Linked DNA regions of Mus musculus: all the other regions are linked to region 1. Evidence: chromatin loops called from intact Hi-C (ENCODE). Cell type or tissue: heart. All regions are shown on one strand. Region 1 overlaps Gm39465 (a long non-coding RNA gene). Region 2 has its middle 7.2 kb from the start of Snrk. Region 3 has its middle 33 kb from the start of Gm39465.

Region 1 (8,000 bases):
CCAGGAAGGGTGGAGTGGTGTCTTGGAGAAGTGGGGTCTCCTCTGACGTGAGGTGGGGTGACAATGGGAAGGGCCTGTTTTTTTGTTGTTGTTTGGTTTGTTTTTTTGTTTTTTTGTTTTTTTGTTTTTTTGTTTTTTTGTTTTTTGTTTTTTTGAGACAGGGTTTCTCTGTATAGCCCTGTCTGTCCTGGAACTCACTTTGTAGACCAGGCTGGCCTTGAACTCAGAAATCTGCCTGCCTCTGCCTCCCAAGTGCTGGGATTAAAGGTGTGCGCCACCACGCCCGGCGGGAAGGGCCTGTTTTAAGGATTTCCATTGCATCAATCCATTGATCCTCACAACCATCCTAGGACCTGCTATTTTTATTCCTCCCACAGGGAAACTGAAGCACGGTGAAGTTAAGCGATACCAAGATGAAGGTCACTTCACCTTGACAAGGGTGTGGTCAAGATGTGTGCCCAGACAGTGTGGCTCCAAAGCCACAGTCTTACCTTCATGTCATTCCCCCAAATCGGTTCTGCTTACCTGCTTGGTGACAGGATGGTCTCCAAGCGTAAGCATCCCCTGGGGATTTGTCCTAGGACAGATTTCTGGGAGTTTAAGACATAAATGGGGACAGCTCTTTCTGAACAAGGACAGAATACAGTGTGGTGACTCTCTGGGGACTGGCTCTCTGCCTGCTAGCACCACAGCTGGGTCCTCCATGACCTGTCATGGGTCAGAGTACTGTAGCTTGGCATACTCTTCTCCCTGGGGCTGGAGACCCCAAATATGTGGAGTTAAGATACACATGAAAGGCTCTACAGTCATGTTTCAGTTTGTTTTCAGCATCTAGGTGTTGGCTTGGCTGTTTGCAGGGACTTCCTCCAGGGTCTGTGGCAAACAAATGCCACAAGTTTGACAGGTCTGAAAAATCCCACCCCATAGCCTCTTCCTCCGTGTCTTGAGTCTTTGTCAATAGGGTGATTCCTAGGGACCTAACAAAGGACCAACAGTCTCCTTAGTACAGCCCAGGATAGGTGGTGAGGGACCAGTGGGACTTGGCAGGGACCACTGAGCCCCACACCAGGTGAACGAAGCCACCTGCTCCTCAGTTTGCCTGGAATATTGCTGTGACTGCCAAGGCTTTACCAGAGCCAGATCCTGGGGTGTGACCAGACCTGCCACTGTGCTGCCTGCCTGGCCTGGCTGTGTACTCGGAGGACACTAGCTAGGTGGGTGAAAGGTCACCCAAAGAAGCCTTGCCCATGGTTGGCACCTGACCCACACGATGAAAGGTCATTTGAACTGGACTAATCACCTTGACTCCACATGACCTCACCTCAGGAGAGAGGGGACTCATGCTCTAGGAACAGCAGCACCTACAGGCCCAGAACTGAGTGTAACTGCAGCTTCTAGGGAATTATCTTGTCTGAGATGAGAGCTGTGAGCTTTTGGTGGCTCATGACTCTGCAACCGAGCTTAGGTCACAGGGAGGCTACATGCCACTGGGGTCTGGTGTCTTCCTCTGCCATTCTGGGATAAATGTCTGCTTTCTTCCTTCCTTAGGTCTACTCAGATCCTGGCTGGTACAGGTGGGAGGCCTCAGAGGTAGGGGGCTGTTTCATCCTGTGAGTGCTATAGAGTCCAAATAATTTTCCTGGACTCCATCAGAACCTGTGGCTAATCATTCAGAAAGTGCAGGTCTTCTTTAACTGTGACAGTGGTCATGAACCTGAGCACCTCATTGGCCAGACATAGACTATTGTGTGTAAGAAGTGACTATGCCCACTTGTACACCAGGGTTGAGGAGACAGTGTGGAGGAGCTCCGTCTAGCCATTTCTCAAATGCCATGGCCGCCCTAGGTTTTCCTAGCTCTGTGCCTCAGCTCTCTTGATTATATCTCAGATGTTGAATTGTACAGCTTAACATCTAGCTTCTCAAAATATGTCTCTGGAGCCAGAGGCATCATGGGAAATCAGTTATTAATGCATATTCCTACATGTGGTCCTGGGATTGTTGAATTAGAAACTGCATTTTCGAAGGCTCTCTGGTAAATTGACGTACATGTTGAAATGAGCCTTTGAATGGATTGTGTGTGTGTGTGAGTGCACATGTATGTGGATGCATGTGTGCATATATGTTTATGCATATGGGAGCCAAAGGACAGCTTCAAGTGTCTTTCCTCAGACACCGCCACCTCTTCTTTGAGACAGGATCTCTCACTGGCCTGGAACTCAACAAGCAGCCTAGGCTAGCCAGCCAGTGAGCCTCAAGCACTCGCTTGTCTCTGCTTCCCCAGTGCTGGGGTTTCAAAGTGCTCAGCTTTTCATGTGTCTCCTCAGGATGGGATTCAGGCCCTCATACTTACATGATGAGTGAGCACGCACCTTACAAACAGAGCTATCTCTCTCTATGTCCGACTTTAGAGATTTTACAAAGCAGCCGAAGCAAAGGTGGAGGATGGGGCCTGGGAGTCTGTTTTCACAAAGCTCCCCAGTGTCTCTAACAGGCAGTCTGGGTTCGGCAACACTGGCCTAGAGGAGCCAATGGCAAGCTCTGTTTGCACCTTCCTTCGACCCCCCTCTCCCTTGCTCCAATGTTTCCATGGCAACAGAAGCAGCAGCTTCTTTCCCCTCCTGTTTACTATTACCCCCCTTCACTCCTCTGATGGCCAGAGTTGGTTTTCCTTCTGCTCTGGGTGGAAGTGATGGGAAATTCCTTAAGAATGGGCTTGTTTGGCCCATCAATACTGATGGGCTCTGGCCACCTCCCTGGAGTCTCCATCTTGGTCTCAGTTGAGGGCAGGAGTCTGTTCCAAGGAGACCTTGGAAAGATACACCTAGAAGATATGAGAACATATGGAGAAGTCTAACTCATGCCTATCTCAAAGCAGACCTGCTCTGCATTTAGGTCATGTGCATGGCTGGTGCCCACCACCTTTCAAGAGCACCTGCTGACCTTACTCCGGAGTTGACCCACTGTGCAGCGATCCCCAGTCCCCATCTGGGGCAGAGGTAACAGTGAGGTCCTGTCAGAAGCAAAAGCAAGCTTGCTAAGGACCAAAAGAAGATTCCTGGCTCCTGTTGTCTTTCTGAAGATAATGAGAGAGTTGGACAGACTAACATCTGTGTGGACAGACTCGAAAGCCAGAAGGAAACAGGAACCCATGGAGTGCATGCTAGCTCCTAGCTGTGGGTCACAGAGAGGAGGACACGGAATGAGTTATAGGGAAGACTTGGAAATACATATTCATTATCCTTTCTTAGGGTTACGTTGGAGATAAAAATGGGATCTCAGGCACCTGAGCAGGTGTTCTTCCCCTGTGCCTCCCGTCCACCCACCACCGTATCGAGGGCATGCTTTCCTGGAAAATAACTCAAAGGCCACGACAAAGCTACAGACATTTCTCTGCTGGAACGAGTCCCTTCCTGCCAGGCCCTGGACCCCAAGTCCTCTCTTCTGTCTTTCTCTGCTTTTCAGTGCTCTGGCTACTCCCACAGGCCATCAGCTGGGCTTATGAGTAACATGAAGCACCCATCCTCTGGTGTCCTGAGTGAGCATGGGCCAGTGCCCCAGGTCCTGCCAAGATTGTGCTTTCATTACCAAACTGCCCAGAATGTATGAGGATAAGGATTTGGGTCTGATGCACTTCAGGAACAAAGTGCAGAATGAACGGCTCTGACGGTGTACTTCAGAGTCAGGCCCAGGAAGAATTCAAATTCCTCGTCCCCAAGTCGGCCATCTTGGGCAAAGACCCCTCTCAGCCTCGGTGTTTTGTCTGAAAACTTCAGTGAGGAGCCCTTGGTTGTCTACGTGCCTCAGGACTGCCATCAGTCACTAACACGTGTCTCTTTACACCCTCCACAGCCCTACAGGGTAGCCTATATTATCACATTCTTTTTTGATTAGAAAACAAACACAGAGAAATATTAAACCATTTGTCTCGGGTTTTCCAACATGGCAGAGCCAAGAGTGACATTGTAGTCTGTGGGCATTCTCAGATCTGCTTCTGAGGGTGGGACTTCCTTAAAGGGATTTGGAGTTGGAAGTCTCATGTTCCAAAGTACACACAGGGTTCCAGAACCTTCCATGAATTTCACCTTGCAGAAGGGGCCTACAGGATTTAAGGAGGAGTCATATCAGATCTACCAACTCTGTAGGTCCTTATTATACCGACTTCTGCTGTGCCTACCTTCCTTCTTCACCTGCTTGGCCTCCCCCTCTGTCTGGAACTTTCTCCAGCCTGCACATTAAAAGGAAGCAGCAGGTGAGCAGGAACATTGTGACTCTCAGGACAGGAGGCTTCTGGCCACCAGGCCTGAAATGTGTTTGTTCCTGTACCTGAGGTGTTGTTTGTTTGTTTGCTTGTTTGTTTTGTCAAAGCCTTTATTTAGGAGGATACCATTTTCACCAGGGCTCTGATGGATGAGGAAAAGTGTATTTTATGGGCCGTGGGGATGGCTCATCAGAAGAGGACCTGCTGCGTCAGCATAAGGCCCTGAGTTTGGATTGCCAACATCCACGTAGAAAGCTGGGTGCTGAATCAGTACTATATCATCATAGTGCCACGGAAAGGTGGAGACAAGAGGATCCAGAGGACTTAGCTGCCACCTGTCCATGGAACCAGCGAACTCCAGGTTCAATGAGACACCCTGTCTCAAAAAATAAGGTGGAGCATGATTGAAGATCCGTAAGGCTGATCTCTGGCCTCTACATTTGGGTGCATTCATGTATACACACACACACACACACACACACACGAACGAATGAAAAGTGTTTTAAAAGCCAACAACAAAAGCAAACGTCAGACCCGTTCTGGGCTACATCCTGGCCTTGGCCTTAAAATAGCTTTGAGTCCGTGCAGATAGTACGTGTACATGGTCAGGATTTCCTGAGCCTCCGCCTCTCCTTTTCCTCTATGCTTCTGAGCTTGTCTCTCACCCCACCCCCATTTGCATCTGTGGGAATGTTCTGGAAAGTAGCCACCCTTGGGATCCAGCTAGACACAAGTTCACATTCCAGCTCAGCCATAAACTTTCTGGGCAGATAGCAGGCCATTACCCTAGCATCAGGACATGAAAGGCTCTGGCAAGGTGACTGGGCAATAAACAGAGATGCAGGTGAGCTCTCCCCAAAGCCAACATCTGAAGGACGTGAGTCCCCTTGTCTTTCCACAGCCTTTACCTCAGGCATCATCCCCACAGCTTAGAGATCTCCTTGTGAGTCGGACAAGCCCCGTCTCTCCAGAGTATTTGTGTCTACATACCTAAGAAGTGCTGGCTGGACCATGGTCTCAGCTGGTGACATTTGTCTAGAAACAGTAGCTCAGAGATATTTTGAGACAGCTTGAGCCCAACATCTGTCCCTAGGCCAGAAACACCCAAGTGTACACTCAAACCAGGAGCTGGCTTAGGGTGCCATGAGCTATACTTAGCCCCCAACGTGAACTAACAGTAGCCACCTGGGCAACACCAGTCAGGTCCATGAAAGGAGACTTCTGCCTTGAACTTAAGTCACATTATTGCCCAAGTGACTGGTTAGACAATCTGTGTGTCTACTGCTGTTCCTGTCCTCAGCAAGCATAAGCCAAAGGAAGAGGGCATCCTGGGGTTAGGCTACGTGCAGAACATGCAGTCTCCCTCCTTCTCTCCTGTCCCTGGAGAGGGTGCAGGGCTGCACCAGGATCCAGAGATCTGGATTCCACTCCACTCACGATTCACATTTAGCCCTGTGTAAGTCATTCCCCAAGCTGCATGCTGGCTGGAAGGCAATAATGGTATCTGGCCTCTCCAGGCCCCTAAGGATAACTCTGAGTAGTAAACAGGGGTGAACATGCAGTTGGTGAACTGCCAGTTCTGTGCCTGGACAGTTCCGCTGACTGTTTCACAAAGCCCATGAGAAAGGAAAAGGTCAAGGTTGTGTGTGTGTGTGTGTGTGTGTGTGAGGATTAGGACCCACATGTCTGGAGACACCTCTCCTATTGTAGGACTGAGTCCTAGTCCTGCTTACTGCCCTTCCTCCACACCCATGGGACACAGTAACAGTGTATGCAGGTGGGGAGGGGCGGTATGCTCTAGAAGCCGGCTGTATGCCTAGGGCTAATGGCAGGGCAAGTCAGGGGCACAGATCTTGCTGGACCTTTTGAAAGCTTCCAATAGCAAATGTCAGACAGCCCCTGAGCGTGACTGGGGCATCTCTGTGTCTCCCTGCTCTAAGATGGTTGGGCTTGTTTTATTATGTAACCTAGTCCTGCATCTTCCCTGGCACCTGGTCTACCACACTGGGAGTGCAGGGGGTGGGGGAGGAGCAGATGGCCACTGGCTGTGGCCTTCCCTCCAGGAGCCAACTTGGAGCAGCCCATTTCCTGCACCACTCTGGCTTTTTCTGGCTGAAAATTGAGAGCTTCCTCAGTCAAGTCTGGAAAATGTCAGTCTGGTCTCTAATAATGAGGACAGAGCAGGCTCTCTCTGTTTAATTCTGCTTGCTAGATAATAATTCATATGGTCAAAAAAGCAGTCATTCCTTGCACCCTTCTGGCTGGTTCTTCACACACACACACACACACACACACACACACACACAGAGAGAGAGAGAGAAAGAGAGAGAGAGAGAAACAGACACACAGACACACAAATATGCACACATACACACAGTCATACACAAATACAGAGACACACTTACAGACACACATAGACATGCACACCACAGACACATACACACACACACAGAGATATACATATACAGAAACACACACATACACAGACACACTCACAGACACACATACTCACAGACATACACACTGACATACAAAGACACACACACACTTTCTCTCATGGTCCTCCTACAATGAGTAGTGATTTAATTTCCATATCCCCTTGTGGTATTTCTTTATGTAAATTCAAACATGTGTTCTGTTTTGCCCCCTCCCTCAGATACACAAAGGTTGAGCACAGTGTTCCTCATGTGTCCTCAGGGGTCTGGGAAGACCCTACTAGCAGCTGAAGCAGGACAGCCCAGGGCATGAAGGGATTGTTAGCCAGGGGAGGAAGAGGGGAGGAGCAATCACTGAATGAGGACCACATGGAGCCAGGGAGCAGCGAGGGGGAGGGCTGAGGACCTGCTGCTGCACAGCAGAGGGCCCAGGGAGCCCACCAGCCTTGTCTCTCTTCTAGACCTCAGGTTCTGAAGCACAGGCCCTACTGGCAATAACTTGCCAGAAGTCCCGGGATAAGGAGGCCTGTGGACCCTACAAGTCAGCTGACCGGACCTAGAGCATTTTACAACCACTGTGGAGATCAGTGCAGAGATGCCTCCCAAGATGAATGAAAACGAGAACAACTATTTGACCCTGCCAAACAACCATGTGACCCAGCCAAACCACCCCAGGTGCAGACCCACAGGAATTCAAGTCAGCACCCAGCAGAGAGGCTGCATGTTTGTCAGCCTGGATGGCCATCAACAGATGGGCTAATAAAGCAGGCACGGCACATAGGCACCATCATACTCAGCTATAAACGTTGAAGATGGGTGGAGCCACACATGATCATGCTAAGTAATATAAGCCAGACACAGGAAGACAAATACCATGTGCTTCTCACACAGACTTACATCCGTCTGTCCATCCATCCATTCCCCACGTGTGCGTGTATGTGTAGGTCGTGAAACTAGAAAGAGGACCATGAACATGGATGGGGGGAGAGGGAGTGAGGGAGGGTAACAAGCATATGGCTTGCTGGGATGCTGGCGCCAGAGCTGCTGAGAGGAGTATGGGGAGAGAGGGCTGAGGGGAAGGTTAACAAAGGCAAAGCCTACTGACATGAACGCATGAAATAATCATATCAAAACCCATCCCTTTGCTGACTTAAAACTTAAGACATAAAGTAGAGGGAGATGCGGGTGGCTGGCAGGGTGGGAGGGACCCCATGCTACATGCAGAGGTTCATCCTTCACACACAGATGAAAATGTCCCGTGCTGGACATTTTTTATGTCACTGACACTGTGGGGTTTGTCTCTCTT
Region 2 (8,000 bases), 81 kb before region 1:
AGCACATGGCCATGAGGGTTAGCCTGTTGGAGAAAGAGCAGCTCAGGCAGAGCATGGCAAGTGATACCTTGGGATTATTGACAGGGAAGTAACAAAATAGCACAGAGGGTTGATATCTGCCCAACTCTAGTGCTTGAAGGCTTAATATAAATATAAAGGTTTTGTGTCTTTTATTTGGGAATGGAATGATCTAAGTTCTAATCTATTTATTATAGTATACACTAATAGTATAAAATTAGTATAATAGTATAAAAACAACACAACATGGTGTTGTCAAAATATACAAACTTTAGGACTAGAGAGATGGCTCTGCAGTTAAAAGCACTGACTGTTCTTCTAAAGGTCCTCAAGTCCCAGGAACCACATGGTGGCTCATAACCATCTTTAGTGGGATTTGATGCCCTCTTCCGGTCATCAAATGTGTCTAAAGAGAGCAACAGTGAATAAAATAAATTAAAATATATATACAAACTTTGATTTATGCTCCTCAAAATTATATGCACATTATAATCCCATAGCAAATAATCATTTGTTCAAAACTTATATAAACTATATAAATAGTATACTAAAACCTGTTATGTCCTGACCCCTGCCTTCATCTAGACTTTCTTCTCTGTCTCTATGTCTCTTTGTGTGTCTGTCTCTGTCCCCTCCTCATGTTTATATACATCCCATAGCATCTTCACACTGTGTTAGGTTGGCCTTGAACTCACAATCCTCCACCTCAGCCTCGGTGAAAGCTTATACACCCCCTGGTGTTCACTGTAATCTCTGTGTGCCTTCAGCTTCCCCACTTCTCAGAAAGAGAACTGCTGTTTTACACCACCTCACCTTTGCCTTTCTGTTCTCTCTACTCCTTCCTCTGCTTCCAACCCTTTCATACTTCTAAATCCATACTCAGCTTCAAAGTCCAGTCTCTGGGAAACCCACTGCTATCTGGGATAACCACTGCTACCCTACTCCAGTCTGATTTGGGAGTTCTCTGGACCTGCAAAACCTCTACACATATCACTTAAAGACATTTTCTCGTTTCCAATCCAGATGGCTTTGTTTCTTTTGCTTCCTTAACTGGCTAGCTATAACTCCCAGCACAATGTTGAGCTGGGAAAGGGAGGACTTTTCACAATCAAGGGTGATGCCCTTTCTACAGACGCTTCTTATCTGGTTGAGAAATTTCAAAGTTTGTTATGAGTACTACCATGAATGAATATTGAATTTTGTCAAATGATTTTTCTGTGTATATTCACACAGCCATATGGTCTTTGTCTTTTATTTTTGGTGTGTAGCATTAATTTTGAAATGCTAAATGAATCTTGTGCTCCTTGGATAAATCCAGCCTGATCCTGTCTAGATGTTGCTAGATTCGACTTTCGATGCTTTATAAGGAATGGTTTGCTTGTTTTCACATGCTGTCCTCCAATGGCTCTGGTCGCAGACAATCAGTAAGTTTGTGTCTCTTCTGCTTTTTCTGAGAAAGCTTGTTAACATTTGTCACTATTTCTTCAATTTTTTTTTTGACAAATCTTCATCTTCACCAGTAAAGCCAGGGCACAGATGTTTCCTTATGGGAAACTTCTAATTAGTAATTCAATTTCTTCAGTTACTCTGTTCTGACTTTCTGTTTCTCCTCAAATTAACTTAGATGGTTTGTCTGTTTCTGAGAATATAAGCTATCTTCACTTAAGATGTCTAATTTGTTCTTAAAGCCATCTCTTAGCAAGTCTCTTCACCTCTGCTGGGTGGATGGCAACACCACTTACTCGTTAGCTAAGATTTTTAATTTTGTTTTCCAGGAACCAACTTTTGCTTTTTATTGCTTTGTCCTATTTTTTTTATGTTCTTATCAATCTCCTTTCTGGTTATTATCATCTATCATCTGTCAGAGGTTCAATTTGCTTTCTTCTGGGACCTTTCTTTTCTGAGTTGGTCATTAAAGGCTACATTTACCTTGACATTTTACTTAGCCACAACCCCCACATTTTGAGGGGCAATGGTTCTGCATCTAGTACTTTCAACGAACTTCTACTTTTCTGTGTGATCTTCTTAGGACCCATGGCTTATTCAAAAGTCTGTTGCTTATTTCCCAATGTTTGAGATTTTTTTTTTCAGTCATTTCTTCCCTAGAATTTTGTTATTCTTTCTCAGAGAACATGCTTTGGTGATCTTGATTTTTTTTTAATAATAACTGAATTTGTTTGAGGGTCTAACACTGATAATCCATTCCTTCCTTCTAAACTATCTGTTTAGATGTTTACATGATATGGCACTCCTATGATTGCATAATGTGGAGAAAGAAATTATATGACAGACCTCCTGTAATCCTGAGCTCCTCTTCCAACAGAGGGGAGAAAACATAGAAAGCCTCTGATTTGTAGGTAGAAGGAGAAACCCTAAACACAAGAAGAATTTTGTGTAGCACTGCTCTACAGATGGAAGAGCCACATAGAAGGGACCAGCGGAAGGTCTCTATGTGGTCACTAGCCAAGAGCCAGGGCACATGATATCATTCCTGCAGCTGAGAGGAACCAATTTTTTTTTTTTCAACAACTGGAATGAGTTTGGAAACAAATTCTTTCTGGAGCCTCAGAGCCCAGTCAGCCCGGTGAGACAAAAACATCAAATATCTGTTTTTACACTGCTAAGTCTGGAAATTTATTATTCAACAATATAAAATCAATATATAACATAGGTGGGCATGGTGGTACATGCCTATAATCTCAGCACCTAGGAGGCATGGTCAGGAGGATCAACAACTCTAAGGCTACATAGTGAATTCGATGCCATCCTGAGCTAATGAGACCCTGACTTTTCAAATGTTATCCCTCTTCCCAGTTTCCCCTCCACAAACCCCCTATCCCCTCTCCGTTCCCCCTGTCTCTATGAAGGTGCTCCCCCACCTGCCAACCCACTCCTGCCTCAGCACCCACACCCCAACATTACCCTACCCTGGGTCATTGAGCCTCCACAGGACCAAGGGGCTCCCCTCTCAGTGGTGCCCGATAAGGTAATCCTCTACTACCTAGCCAGCTGGAGCCATGGGCCCCCCATGTGTACTCTAATAACCAGATTCGAGGGAAGGAAGGCTAATGGTGTGATGTTTGGGCAACCCTTGTTGAATCCATGATCGTTAGATGTTCTGTCATCCTGAGGGCTCACTGCAGCTCCAAGGAAGTATCTGTCTTGACGAAAGCGAGACTGGTCTTTCTCGTGACTGACAGGAGGTGACAGGATGCCTGTGGATGCAGAGCCAGTGGTTGGAGTTGGCATCTGATGAGTGAGCAGAACTGAGCTGAACCATCTGGGCACAAGTGTTGAAACATTTAGACTCATTTCCTAAGGGCAACCTTGCAAATACAGCTTTACTCATTTCTAGTTCATGACTGTACATGCCAGTACACATGCGCGTGCAGGTATGCATACAAGTGTGTGCAGGCTGAAGCCAGAGGACTTCAGGTCCCATTTGCCTTGATATTTAGGCAGGATCCCTTACTGGTCTGAAACGTGAGAAATAGTCTAGGAGGTCTGACCAAGAAGCCCCAATAATCTGACAGTCTCTGCCTTCAGATGACTGCGGTTACAAGACGCCTCATCTGGCGTCTTTTACACGAGCACTGAGGAGTGAGCTCACCGCCATACTTGGAGGGCAAGCACTTTACTGACTGAGCCACCTCCCAAACCCCAGCAGTTCTTTCTACCCTGCCTACTTCAGAACCAGAAGCATTAGGATGTGTAAAATTAACAACCAGCAAAATCAGAATAAGGAAAGCTGATTCAGGATTTAAGAGCAACCTCCCAGAAATAGTAGCCCTACATTTACCACCAACACTAACTCCCCTGTCTTCCTGGGCTGTGGTACCAGAATAATTAATTGCTCACTTTCCCAACTTTTTTTTTTTTCCTGGCCTGCATATCGAGGTGGAATCCAGCTGTGGGCCAGGGCAGTGGGTTTGGGAATAGCTTTTGTTTTTCTCATACAAAAGGACAGCTGCTGCTGGCTCTGGCCTTCCCTTTTCCTTCCTCCCTGGCTGTGGGCATACTGCCTGGAACTGGGGCTACTCTCCTGAAACTGAGAGAGGCTGGGAGAGTCAAAGTGGTGCTGGCCCTGGTCCTCACGAGCTGCCGGACAAATGCTGACAGCTGCCTGCTCCAGACTTTCTGAGTCTAAGTGGGAAACTCTGTCTGTTGTGTTGAGCTATAGCTGAAAACAACGCTGACCAACGCACGCACAGGAGCTGCCATGTGCCATGGGTAAGCAGGAAGGAGGCACTGCCAGGCTGTTCCAGGTCTCAGTCTTGCATCAGGAAGATGACATGGGTACTCTTTGTCCCTAAATGCAAGGGAAATATCAGATGACTATGGCCAGATCAGAAAGACAGGCAAGTGATGTAAAGGAAATTCTGTTGACCAAAAAGGAAACAGGAAACAGTTTGTACACACATACATGCACATGGAGACACACACACATTCACACGGAGACACACACACGCACACAGACACACACATGCACACACACACATGTACACATATACACACACATAGGAAAATTTTTTATAGGAGAACTTCAGGTACTAAAGACAGAAGGAATGACAGATTAGAAAGCCAGCACTTTGCAATACCTCCTGAAATGGCAGCCTAGTCATTAACTCTCACCAGCTACTGGGTAAAACTTACAGAACTGTCCAGAAAACTTAGATCAGGCTAAACCTGCATTGTTGGTTTTTTTTTTTTCTGAGTTTTGTTTGTTTTCCTATCCCCTAAAGTGGGATATTATCAAAGCCCACAGTATCTACATGCCATTTTCTAACCAAGAATCAAATCTAGTTTACAGAATGAGAAGAGCAAGTTAAATTACACCAGAGGGGATGAGTCAAATCCAGAAACAGAGAAAACTGGGGAATGGATTAAAAAAAAACAACCCAAGTCAATATGTCTTATATCCAAGGAGTGCAGAGCCCCCCCCCCCCCCCCCCGATGAAATTTCTGGTCCTAAACAAAAACTTGCTGAAGCATCTCCTACTTCCATACCCACTGCCTGTGCATCTCCTGCCAGAGTCAGGGAGCCTTTTCTTATGGGGACATCCTTCCTCTCCCAGCCCTGAGTGTACCCCCTTTTTAATGCTCCCCTCACTTCAACCCCACCTTGGCTTTCTCTGAGCTAAGTTGATCACTCAAGCCAAGCTACACATCATCTGCCCCCAGGAAGGACCTGTTTTCTGAAATCCATGAATGGCAAAGACCACAGTGATGGAAACTCACCTCGTCTGTCTCTTACCTTGGTTGCTTAGGTTTTAGTTTCCTTTGGGTCTTAACCTTCAGAATCACAGCTATGACTCTCCATCTGGGGTAGTGACCTCCTTTGTACCCTCTGTCCTCAAAACACACTGCAAGCCAGCTGCCACAGCTCCTCCAGGGAACTTTTATGGTAGGCCCTCAACTTACTCTATAGCCTGTGAACTCCTCACCAGGGTAGGAACTGCCAGACATCACCTCTATAGTCCTGGTGCCTTGCACTTGGTAACAGTGAATTAAACACATTTTAGAGAATGGACTGAGTTGTTGAATAATTTTGAAGTTCAAAAATCCAGTAGTTCTGACCTCCAACTTTCGACCACACTACTTGTTAAGAAAAGAGTCATGTCCACAGGTGTTAACTTAAAGGTGTTATGCTAAGGGGGAGATAATGCAATAGTCTTCCAAAAGCGATTGGAGGGTCTGGTAGGAAAGAAGGCCTGCGTTCTGTGGCCAGACCCAGCCTCCCTCTTCAGCTTCCTTTCATCAAGAAGCTGCCTTTTCTGGAATGAGCAACTGGCTAGTTCCTCCCCTCAGCCTCCCTCCCCTGCCTTAAAACCCAGGAGAGGGCTGGAGGGGGAAGTCTAAAAGCACTCACTACTCTTGTAGAGGACTGAAGTTTGTTCCCTAGTGCCAGCACCAGTCAGGTTACAACAGCCTGTGACTCCATCCCCAGGATGGTCTGACACCTCTGGTTTCCAAGGGCAGCAACACTCCTCACACACAGACAGACATATAAATAAGAGTAAACAATAAATCATAAAAAAAAGTCAGGAATGCTGGGAGGAAGGATAGAAGCAAGAGGAACAAAGACTGGAAGCCAAGCCTTCTTTGGCTAACGCTTGCCACCTTAGAGTACATGGGAACCTGACTCACCAGAGGGTGACTAAACTCCGATCCTAATCTTCAGCCTCTCCCAAAAAGGTCCCGTTGCCTGGACCTGGTGCTAGTTATTAGAGCTCACTATGCAAAGGGTGGAGGGCCAGATTATTCGTGACAACTCGGCACATTCTCGGCACTAGGCTCTCAGCTATTCAAGGTAACAGAGCACTTGGGGTGGGCTCAGACCAGAGAGAAGGGACAGACCATGTTAAAACCTAACCGGACAGAAACAGAGCTTCTTTCTCGTTTATGTGCTCTGAGCTCTGTCTAAACCCACAGAAAACCAAATCAATCAAATGTCCCAATCCAGAGCTTCCCATGCTTTCTGTTTCTGATGTAAACTAAGGGAGGAAGGTGTGTCACCAGCCTAAGTGAATGTGGACTGTGCTGTTTATAAACCCATAATTATATACCCAGGCTGAAGGATTCTAACCAGTACTGTGGTAAAAACTACCTTCTCCACAGACTTCAGCAGTCACGCCTTGTTAGTTTGGTGGGATAGCACCTGTTCGGCTACAACTGCCATTTTATGAATATTTACAGTACCTGTCCCAGCTACAAGGCCACTGGGAGATCATGGGACTCATGGACTTAAGGCTGTACTCAAGGCTCAGAGCCAGCTACCCCATGATACTAAGCACCGAGGCATGACAACTCTCAGCGTCTACTAGATTACAGTCCGACTGATGCCAACTTGTCATAAGTGTCAACACACAGTGCAGAACTTTAAAGGCTTTTAATTAGAGATGGAGAAGGAAGTGTCCACATAAGCAAGCGCACGTACCATATGCACTGCCTTTGACTGACACCTCAGTAGTTGGCTCTGAAAGGCATGCATAGGCAGCAGCAGACGGACTTCGTGAGGGAGGAGTATCACTTATCCTGTCCCTATGACAGATACCTGACCAGAGCAACTTGAAGAAGGAAAGGTTTTCTCTGGATCATGGTTTAAGGAGATAGTCCTCCGTGGCAGTCATGGTGGTGAGACGGCTGCTCACTCGTGTATGCAGTCTGAAAACCTCAAGAAGAGGATGCTGGTGCTCAGGGCTTTCCCTGTCTCCTCAGACCATGGGACGGTGCCATTCGCACCCAGGGTGTGTGTTCCTTTTTAGGATAAACTTCATGGAAATTCCCTCACAGACATGACTGGAAGTAAAAGCCCCTCAAAGTGACAGTCTGGAGCAACCATCACAGGCAGGATCCTGCGTATCTTATTACCTCTGCACCTTACACCTTTCTTCACTGTGCAAAGCACAGAGTCCACAGCTCCATACATATGTTCAAACTTAACAGACCAGCATCATAGACGCAGACAGGTGGGAAAGAAGTCATTGTGCCATTAGACATGAGGAAGGGAAACTAGGGTGGAGAGAAGGAAACTGATTGCTTCTTGTGACTCCTAGTTACTCGTAGAGCACAAGTGAGCTCCTGTCCCAGTGTTCCTCTGAGACTGTCTAGAAGGTAGGAAAACTTGAAGACAGGAGATATAGAGGCATAAATGCATTAAAATAACATTGACATTAAGGTCCAAAAGGAGATAATTAAAAAAATACCATATATGCTATATACTATAGATCTGTAGGAGGATTTGAAGTGGGGTGTGGATGTAAGAGAATGGTCCCCAAATTCCCTTCTGAACTTCCATGCCTCGTGCCTGCTCTGTAGCCATCACATTCCCAGCTAGTATCCTCCTTGTCAGGAGAGGACATAAGAAGCAGCGTATATAGGTCAGGTGATATTTTAAAGTTCTATCTGTTAATTAATTTGGTTAGAGTGTGTTGCCACCAGAAAAGTGGTGAGCCTTTCCCAAACACCTTTGGCTGTTTGCT
Region 3 (8,000 bases), 55 kb before region 1:
TTTAATTTGCAAGTACTCTTTACAGACCAGGGCACAGACCTAAAGAATATGCCTTGTGGTGCTCCAGGGGCTTCTGGGAGCTGGCTCAGAGGATAAAAGACAGGTCTGCCATGCTTTGGTGGTCTCTGGGAGATCGTAGCTACAGAAGTATCACTCAAGGGTAAGTGCAGAGGAAGAAAATAGAGCATAAAGTAAAGATGGAGTACTTGATCAGCGGTACCTTCATCTTTTTCTCTTGACATCATGTGGATATTAGGGGCTGGGACAGAGCCCTGGAGTTCAGGTTATACAATGTCTTTATTCTTCTTTTACAGCACAGAGTTCACAGCATTGTCAGAAAATAAAGGACACGTTTTCTGAAGGAGAGCCTTTTAGCTTTTATGCTGCTTGTCCAGACTTGGTGCGCTTTCAAAAAATTTTACCATGTACTTTGAATTTCTTTCCCTGGCCTTGACTGTTATTTTCCCTTTATTTAAGACTATCTAATCAATAAGATATACAGAACAATCAGTATAAAGAACACAGTTCTTAAATGTTCAGCTCAGTGAGTCTTTTGCTAGGACGGACAAAGAGAAGCAAGCAGAGGGTATTTATTCAGAACTCGCCTCTGCAAGGCATTCAGCACCAGCAGCAGCAATGAGCAAAGACTCCCAACGCAGGCAAACGAACAGAGGGTGTTTACAAGAACTATGCAAGGGTTCAGACAGAAAATTGGGGCTCTAGCAGTTATGACTGAGTCCTGATGGTGCTAGGCCACTTGGTGTGGGCTTCACCGGCTTTCTAAGTGCCCAACTTCTGCTAGTCATGTGATCTGTCATTGCTCACTGGGGCCAGTACTCTACTGTGAATATGTGCATGCACACTGTGGTATACCACAGTGCATGTATGGAGGTGAGAGGACACTATGAATCTGGTCTCAGGAACCAAACTCAGCTTGTCAGTCTCTGCCGCAAGCACTTTTACCCACTGAGCCAACTCAGCAGCCCAGATTAGCATGTTTTGAAACTTTGAGTGTTTGGTAACTTTGAGCACATAGAGTACAGAAAGTGTTAGAGACACTTCCACTAACCGAAGACCCTCGGTGCGCTTAGGGAGGTGGTTGTTTAACAAATCAAGACCAGGTTCTAAGACTGCCTCCCGAATGCTCTTGCAAGATGCAGCCATCAGGGGAAACGGGTAAGGAAAGAGAATCAAGAAAGAGCTGAGCAGAGCCATGCTGAGTTAGTCACAGTGTCTTAGAACTGGTGAGAGAAGGTCATCATGAAGCCATTGTGTTTGCACTGGCTTGCTTACATCCAGGTCGTAGGAGAGTAACCGATTCTCAGTCACTGTGATGTGGGCTGTTCTTACACTCGGTCGCCTGGTCTCCATCCACCCATACATTTTGTCTGTTGTCTATGTAAGATCTGGTGTGTTACCTGCTGATACAGCCTGGGAATGTGGCTGAGACCAGTCCCATTGCTCATATCCTCACAGGATCTGGTGGGATCAGACAAGGAGAACACAAAGCAAGTGCAACAGAGGCCACCTGTGCCCTTGGATCTGGCTCCAGGGCATCCACCAGCTGTCAGTTACCACTCTTGAACCTCAGACTTCACACTGAGAGCCCATCACTCTGGCAGATTGGGGTTCAGGAGTTAATTGAAGCTATTGAAGCTAGTTTGAGGGTCCATTGCTGTCCTGTTTCTTGCACACAGCTTGGTGGCTCTTAGGCTAAAAATGACCTTCTTCTTCTTCCTCTTCTTCCTCTTCCTCCTCCTCCTCTTCTTCTTCTTTCTTCTTCTTCTTCCTCCTTCTTCTCCTTCTCCTCTCCTTCTCCTTCTCCTTCTCCGTCCTCTTCTTCTTCCTTCTCCTCTTCCTCCTCTTGCCCCAACTTTCTCTCATCCTGAAGGGAAACATCTGTTCTAAGCTGCAACCCCTGGTTTTGCTCATCAGCTATGTTTAATAACTTTGGTTGCTTCTTTCTCTCCCTCTTGTCTACTTTTAAACCTTTTATACCAGGTCACTTCATCCTAGGGACCTTGGTGAGGCTCAAGGAGGTATAGCTCCCAGCATGCCCCCCCCCCCATTGATAAGATAAGAACACTTTACTTCCCTACCTTATTGCACACTTAAATTAACATTCCTAGAACTTCTCAAGATGCTTCTGAAACAAGCTCTTACCCACAATGCATCACTGTCTTTGATGGGCTCCTTCTATTGTGCTTGCTGGAGTTTCCCAGTTACTTGTCCTTGGTCTGCACCACTTCCTCTTGCTTGATTAATTATTGCCAGGCTTTGCTGTTCTCCAGACTAGAAATCAAGCCAGCTGAACTGGCTTTGTGCTCAGGGCATTTCGCTTCCATTACACCAAATCCATTCTTGACCCTAATTATATGAAATATGCTTCCATAATTTTCCACTAGGTGAATTACATTAATGCCCAGAGTGCAGCCCAATCTCTCCTCCTCACTATGACTCGATTATGAAACATTCATAGGTCTTGAAACATATGGTAGGTTTCTTCCCATGCTATTATACTCAGGGTCACCTAAGATGCTGCCAGGGCCCAAGTCTAGTGCCAGAACTCCACGGAAAGCAACTGTGAGAGGCTGTGGACTGAATTTTAAACTTAGAGCCCTCCCAACAACACAACCTGGGGTTCTCTCTGTCTGTCTGTCTGTCTGTCTGTCTCTGTCTCTCTCTGTCTCTCTCTGTCTCTCTCTGTCTCTCTCTCTCTCTCTCTCTCTCTCTCTCTCTCTCTCTCTCTCTCTCTCTGTCTCTGGCTGTTTTAACTATTCCCACTTTCCCTGTGTTCCCATTCAGTCTGCCTCCCCTCACGTCTGTCATCTAGCAAAGCTCAGCAGAGAGCTTTCCATCTCAAGGGCAAGTCTTGGCTCTCTGTCTCTGCAGCACGAAGGGTTTTGTTTGCTTTTTGTTTCTGACTGTGTTCCAGATGAATGCTTCCGGTCTCCCTGTTTACCACGAGACGCACACAGACTCTGCTTCCCCTCATTCTTCTTCGGGCACTTTCTTTCTCTGAGCACCAGTGGCCAGGGAAATCTCTTCTTCTAAACACATCCTGTCAGATACAAAGAACAAAAACATCCCAGCCTGGAATCAAGAACTGGGGTGGTTTGGTTCCATTTCCTACTGCAGAAACTGGTCAGTTTGCACTTTCTAACAGGGTGTGTTGTTACCCAAGGGGAAGGGTACCCTAGTCTGTCATGAAGATAAAAATGTCTTTTTGTGTCAGTTCTGAAGATTCAAACGCAAGTCCTTATGATTGTGGGTGATGATCCTACCCACCTCAGCCTCATAGTCTGCTTTTTTTTTTTATTTTATTGTTTTTAAATATAGGGTCTCATTATGTCACCCAGGCTGGCCTTGAACTTATGATCCTTCTGATTCACCCTCCCGAGTTCTGGGATTCCACGTCTGTGCCAACATGCCTCACTATTGTAACAGTCTCAAAAGGAGTTCTTTATGCTTTGCCACTGTTATCGGTTCTCCCAAGATGACTTCTGTATCATCAAATATGTGATTGTTCAGGGTTCCAGGCTACATTCTATGAAAGACCCAAGACTGAGCTTCTTTTTGCCTTGATAGTTTAGTTGGCATTTGAATCTGGAGAGAGTATTACATAACGTCCACAGGGCAAAAGGAAAACTGGAAATATTTTGGTTCAAAATTCCAGTAGAGTGGATAAAGTGTTTCCTCTAGGTTTCTAGAGTCCCTTCAAAATCTGCTTACTTGTGTTAACTTCTCTGAGTACACAGAGCCTGACAGCCTCGTGGGCCAAGCATTCGATCATTCTGTGACACCAGGATGGGAGGGAGGAAGGAAGGGAGGGAGGCTGGCAGACCAATAGAAAAATCAAAGCCACTGAAAATCTAAAGTCAGCAGTTCTCACGTGAGCAGGAACCAGATTTCCTGCCAACAGCCCAAGTGGGAATGGAATCTGGAATCTACATTCCGTGCAAGTTTACACACTGTCCTTACACAAGCATCTTGTGAGAGGATCTAAGGACACATCCCTCCCCTTCTGCTTAGAAACATGTTGTATCAATCCTTCTTTCATTGGATGAGGAAACAAGAAGAATTGCCCATTGAAGAATCCCTAAAGATGCCATGTAAGACTAGAAATGAAATTATGTGACAGTAGATCATAATAAAGAACATTTGTGCTGGGCTTGACAGCAAACCCCAGGCTCGGATAGACATACTTTCTTTTGATCTTCACAACATCCCCGCAAGGCAAATAAAACCCACAGTTTTTATTACTCTTATTATGGGGGTAGAAGAAAGGCTTCATGGGGTGTCCAAGACTACAGGCTGTCCTGTGTCCATTTTGTGGCTTTCTTTACGCCATCAAGGCATGGCAGAGGGAGGGGCTCTGTATTAATAACTGAAGAGAACTGGAGTTGGAGGCATTGGTCCGTGTGAGGTCTTGAATCATGGGCCAGGGGACTCTAAATACAATTCAAAGCTCTGTGGGTCTTATGACCAAGGGGGCAGTATAAAATGGACTGGGCCAAGGGGGTTATGATGGATAGATCAGAAGCATGATCTATGCTGTATCTAGGGACTCTGGAGACCACCTCCTCTTGTGAGAGAGAAGTCTTTGGTGAAGGTTTCAAAACTGTCTCCATTTATTTCAAATTTTTGAGTCAGGACTAGGAGTCCACTGGTCAACAGAGAGTCTCAAATTCAGGTTTTTCTAAAGACCTTAGAACAGAACTCTTTCTATCTCAGCAAACAGTTTGTGTAGAAAATAATGGTGGGCTGGACATGTAACTCAGTTGGTATAGTGCTTGCTTATTGTGCACAGTGCCCTCTGTCTATCCCCAGCACTGTGTAAACCAGGCATGGTAGCATATACCCATAACACTAGCACTCAGGAGGTATAGAGCTGGGAGGGTCAGAAGTTCAAGGTCATTCTTCATTGGCTACATGACCAGTTAGAAGCAAGCCTGGATACACGAAATCCTGTCTCAAAACCAAAACTCGGCATTTTAACAAGGCATGTCTTACCATGTGGGGAAAAAAACCAAAACAACAACAAATGTGTGCTAGAAGTCTGAGGAGGTCGGTGTAAGGGCCAGCGCTCTCTGCTAGGACCAAATGCAGCTTCCCCCTAGCCGCTAGGGCCTAGCACAACCCAGTCAGTTAGCTTTCCTTGGCATTGGAGATTCCAAATTTGGTCCCAGCACAGATTTTTTGTTTTGTTTTGTCCTGGTTAGCTCAGGTACATGGTAAGGATATTGTCCACCATTCCTGGAATCTTTGGCAGGCGCATTTGTGTGATCAGGGCTAGTATGTCCTTCAGTAGAACCTGACCTCTTCCCCACTTCGCTTAAGTCATGCCTTGCTAGAATGCAGTTTTGTTTGCGAAGCTGGTGTGCCTGAGTTCTGGGTGATCACCTCTTCCGACTTATTTAGATCCATTTTTAGTTCATTATTCCAGACTCTGCTGTATGGGTAATAACTGTCTTTATCATTGTTGTTAAACAAAGATAGGGGATTTTTTTTCTCCCCTTTTAAATCTGTGTATCCTTTAAATGTTTTATCACATTCATTTGCATGTGTGTATTTGTGTGGGCCTGCATGTGCTGTGGCACAGATACAAAGGACAGAGAACAACTTGTGGGAGTCACTATTCTCATTTCATGATGCTGGTCCCAAGGATCAAACTCTGGTAATCTAGGCTTGGCTGCAAGCACCTTCACTGCTGATTCATCTCACAGCCCCAACATTTATACTTCCTTTTCGTGTTTTATTGCCTCAGATAAGACTTCTAGCACAATATTGAAAAGAAGTAACCTTAGGGAACATGCCTGCAGATCTCTGGGTCTTAATGTGATGCTAACTGTAGGTTTTGTTCAACTTTTCCATGTGCCTTTTGATATTCAATATGTTCAAAATCAGGATCTAATCAAAGTTGGCCTGTCTGTGATCACACATTGAAATACGTATTTTTATTTCAGGAGACTAAGTAGAACACTTCATTCACTCATTGGTTTGAAATTAATGTGCCAAAACGACACAAAGTAAATTATCATTTTACAGCTGATTTGTCAAACCATAATGCAACCAAAGTTAGGGGAAATTTTAAATTTTCTTATTATTACTATTGTTGTTTTGGGACAGGGTTTCACCATGTTGCCATGGCTGCCCTAGAACTTGCAATGTAGACCAGGCTGACCTCAAACTCACAGAGATCTACTTGCCTTTGTCTCCCAATTGCTGGGATCAAAGGAATGTGTCACCATCACCTGGTCCTTATTTATTATTTTTAACATAGTTAAGTTGTTTATATTGATAGTAATAAAAATATAGTATTTAATATATATTTAGTAGATATGTATTTTTAATTTAATTTTTAAGTTTAAAATGTGTTATTATTACTACAATTATTTGTGTGTGTGTGTGTGTATGTGTGTGTGTGTGTGTGTGTGTGTGTGTGTGTGTGTGTCAGCATATGCCACAGCACATATGAGGTCAAAGGACACCGTATGGAGTCAGCTTCTCCTTCTACCTTAACATGGGTTCGGGATTGACCTTAGATCACCAGGCTTGTGTGTGTACATGTGTGAGTATGTGGTGTGTGTGTGTATGTGTGAGTTTGTGTGGTGTGTGTGTGCATGTGTGAGTACATGTATGGTATGTGTGTGAGTGAGTGTGTTGTGTGCATGTGTGTGCATGTGTGTATGAAGTGTGTGCATGTGAGTGTGTGGTGTGTGTCCTTTACCTGCTGAGCCATTTCTAAGGTCAATGCTTACTTTTTTTTTCTATTCAAGCTTCCTTGTACATTCACACAGTGAATTTCAGGAACATGATTCTTGATTTTCCATTGTATTCAGAGTGGTGTTGCCATCACTCCCCAGAGGAAGCCCCAGGCTCGTCAGCAGTCACCCCGATTTCCTGTCATACCAGCCCCTGGTGGCTACTCATCTGCTTTCTGTCACTGTGCATTTAGGCATTCTGGATATTTCATCCAAATTAAATCTGAAAATATTGGCTTTTTTTGTCTGGCTTCTTTCACTTAGCATAATATGTTCAAGGTTCATCGTATGTACCACTAGCCCCTTTCCTTTGGGGTGGCATTGCATTGAGTGGATGAGCTCCGTTTGCTTGCTCAGTTGATGGTCATTCCGGTTGTGTATACTCTGTGACTCTTTATGGATAGTGCTGACGTGAGCAGTTATGTGTGTGTTTTTGTGTAGATGCTGGCTCCAGTTCTCCTGGGTTGTATATGAAGGACAGTCACGTGATAACTCTATGGCTAACACTTTCTAGAAATGCCAAACTACTTAAGTAGCTCCAGCATTTTGTAGTTCTTTATTGAAATAAAAAAGAAACTTTCTAAAGATTTAACCATTGGTTCCATGGTTCCCTAAATATTTGCTAGCTTTGCTGGAATGACTGACATTTCTGGGTTTCATACCTTAAAACAAACACACTGAAAGCTCCATTTAAAATATACACTTCTCTAAAAGAAGTAAAATATCCCCGGAGGGTGGAACACTGTCCAGGTAAATTTCAATGCAGAGAAGGGTCAATAAATTTCCTCTGTTCGGCTTTGTTGGGGTAAGGATGGCCAGTGAGAGATCCGATGACTAAGAGGGGAGCAAAGATTGTTCAAGGAAAAAGAAACACAAAACAACTGGGAACGTAAACCTATTTTGCTAAGATCAGAAATTTCTTTTTCCAAGGCCAAGAGTAGTAGAGCTAAGCATTTATCTGCATGAAATCCACCCTAACTTGGAAAGACATAAAAGCAGATATTTAACAACTGTCTATGGGGCAGCAGGATGGGGGAACCCCATTGGTAAGATTTTCAGATATCTGGGCTGCAAATGCCCTCACCAAAGAGATACTGCTGAAGATGTCCTTGGACAAGATCTGTGGGCCCGAGTCTAGCAGGGCAGTGCTTATAAAATGAAGGCTGAAACATTCATTTGGGTAGAATCAGGGTGCAGCTATTTATACATACCTAGAACCCTGAGACCAATGTGGGA

What was found. Peaks named below come from ENCODE experiments on the same cell type or tissue, not always from the same donor. Only the 100,000 strongest peaks of a DNase experiment are listed, where the experiment ranks them.
Region 2: it touches region 1 in a loop (4-fold over the local background); 15 of 42 quality-filtered maps call a loop at or near these places.
Region 3: it touches region 1 in a loop (6-fold over the local background); 8 of 42 quality-filtered maps call a loop at or near these places.

Annotation. Positions count from the first base shown.
Region 1 is chr9:122,025,455-122,033,454 of GRCm38, reverse strand. It overlaps Gm39465 (a long non-coding RNA gene), which reads left to right. Exons shown (of 2, transcript XR_871391.2): 2 at 2,894-3,946. Among named protein-coding and RNA genes, the nearest start is that of Gm39464, 18 kb to the left of the region's middle. In heart, a CTCF peak has its summit at 4,592; DNase peaks (open chromatin) are centred at 1,184, 4,904, 5,774, 6,274 and 2 weaker places; H3K27ac peaks cover 3,792 bases.
Region 2 is chr9:122,106,078-122,114,077 of GRCm38, reverse strand. No RefSeq gene overlaps it. Among named protein-coding and RNA genes, the nearest start is that of Snrk, 7.2 kb to the left of the region's middle. In heart, no CTCF peak of the experiment used is centred here; DNase peaks (open chromatin) are centred at 2,957, 4,027 and 5,847; H3K27me3 peaks cover 393 bases.
Region 3 is chr9:122,080,242-122,088,241 of GRCm38, reverse strand. No RefSeq gene overlaps it. Among named protein-coding and RNA genes, the nearest start is that of Gm39465, 33 kb to the right of the region's middle. In heart, a CTCF peak has its summit at 6,930 (motif pointing left); DNase peaks (open chromatin) are centred at 3,001, 3,921 and 4,341; H3K27ac peaks cover 655 bases.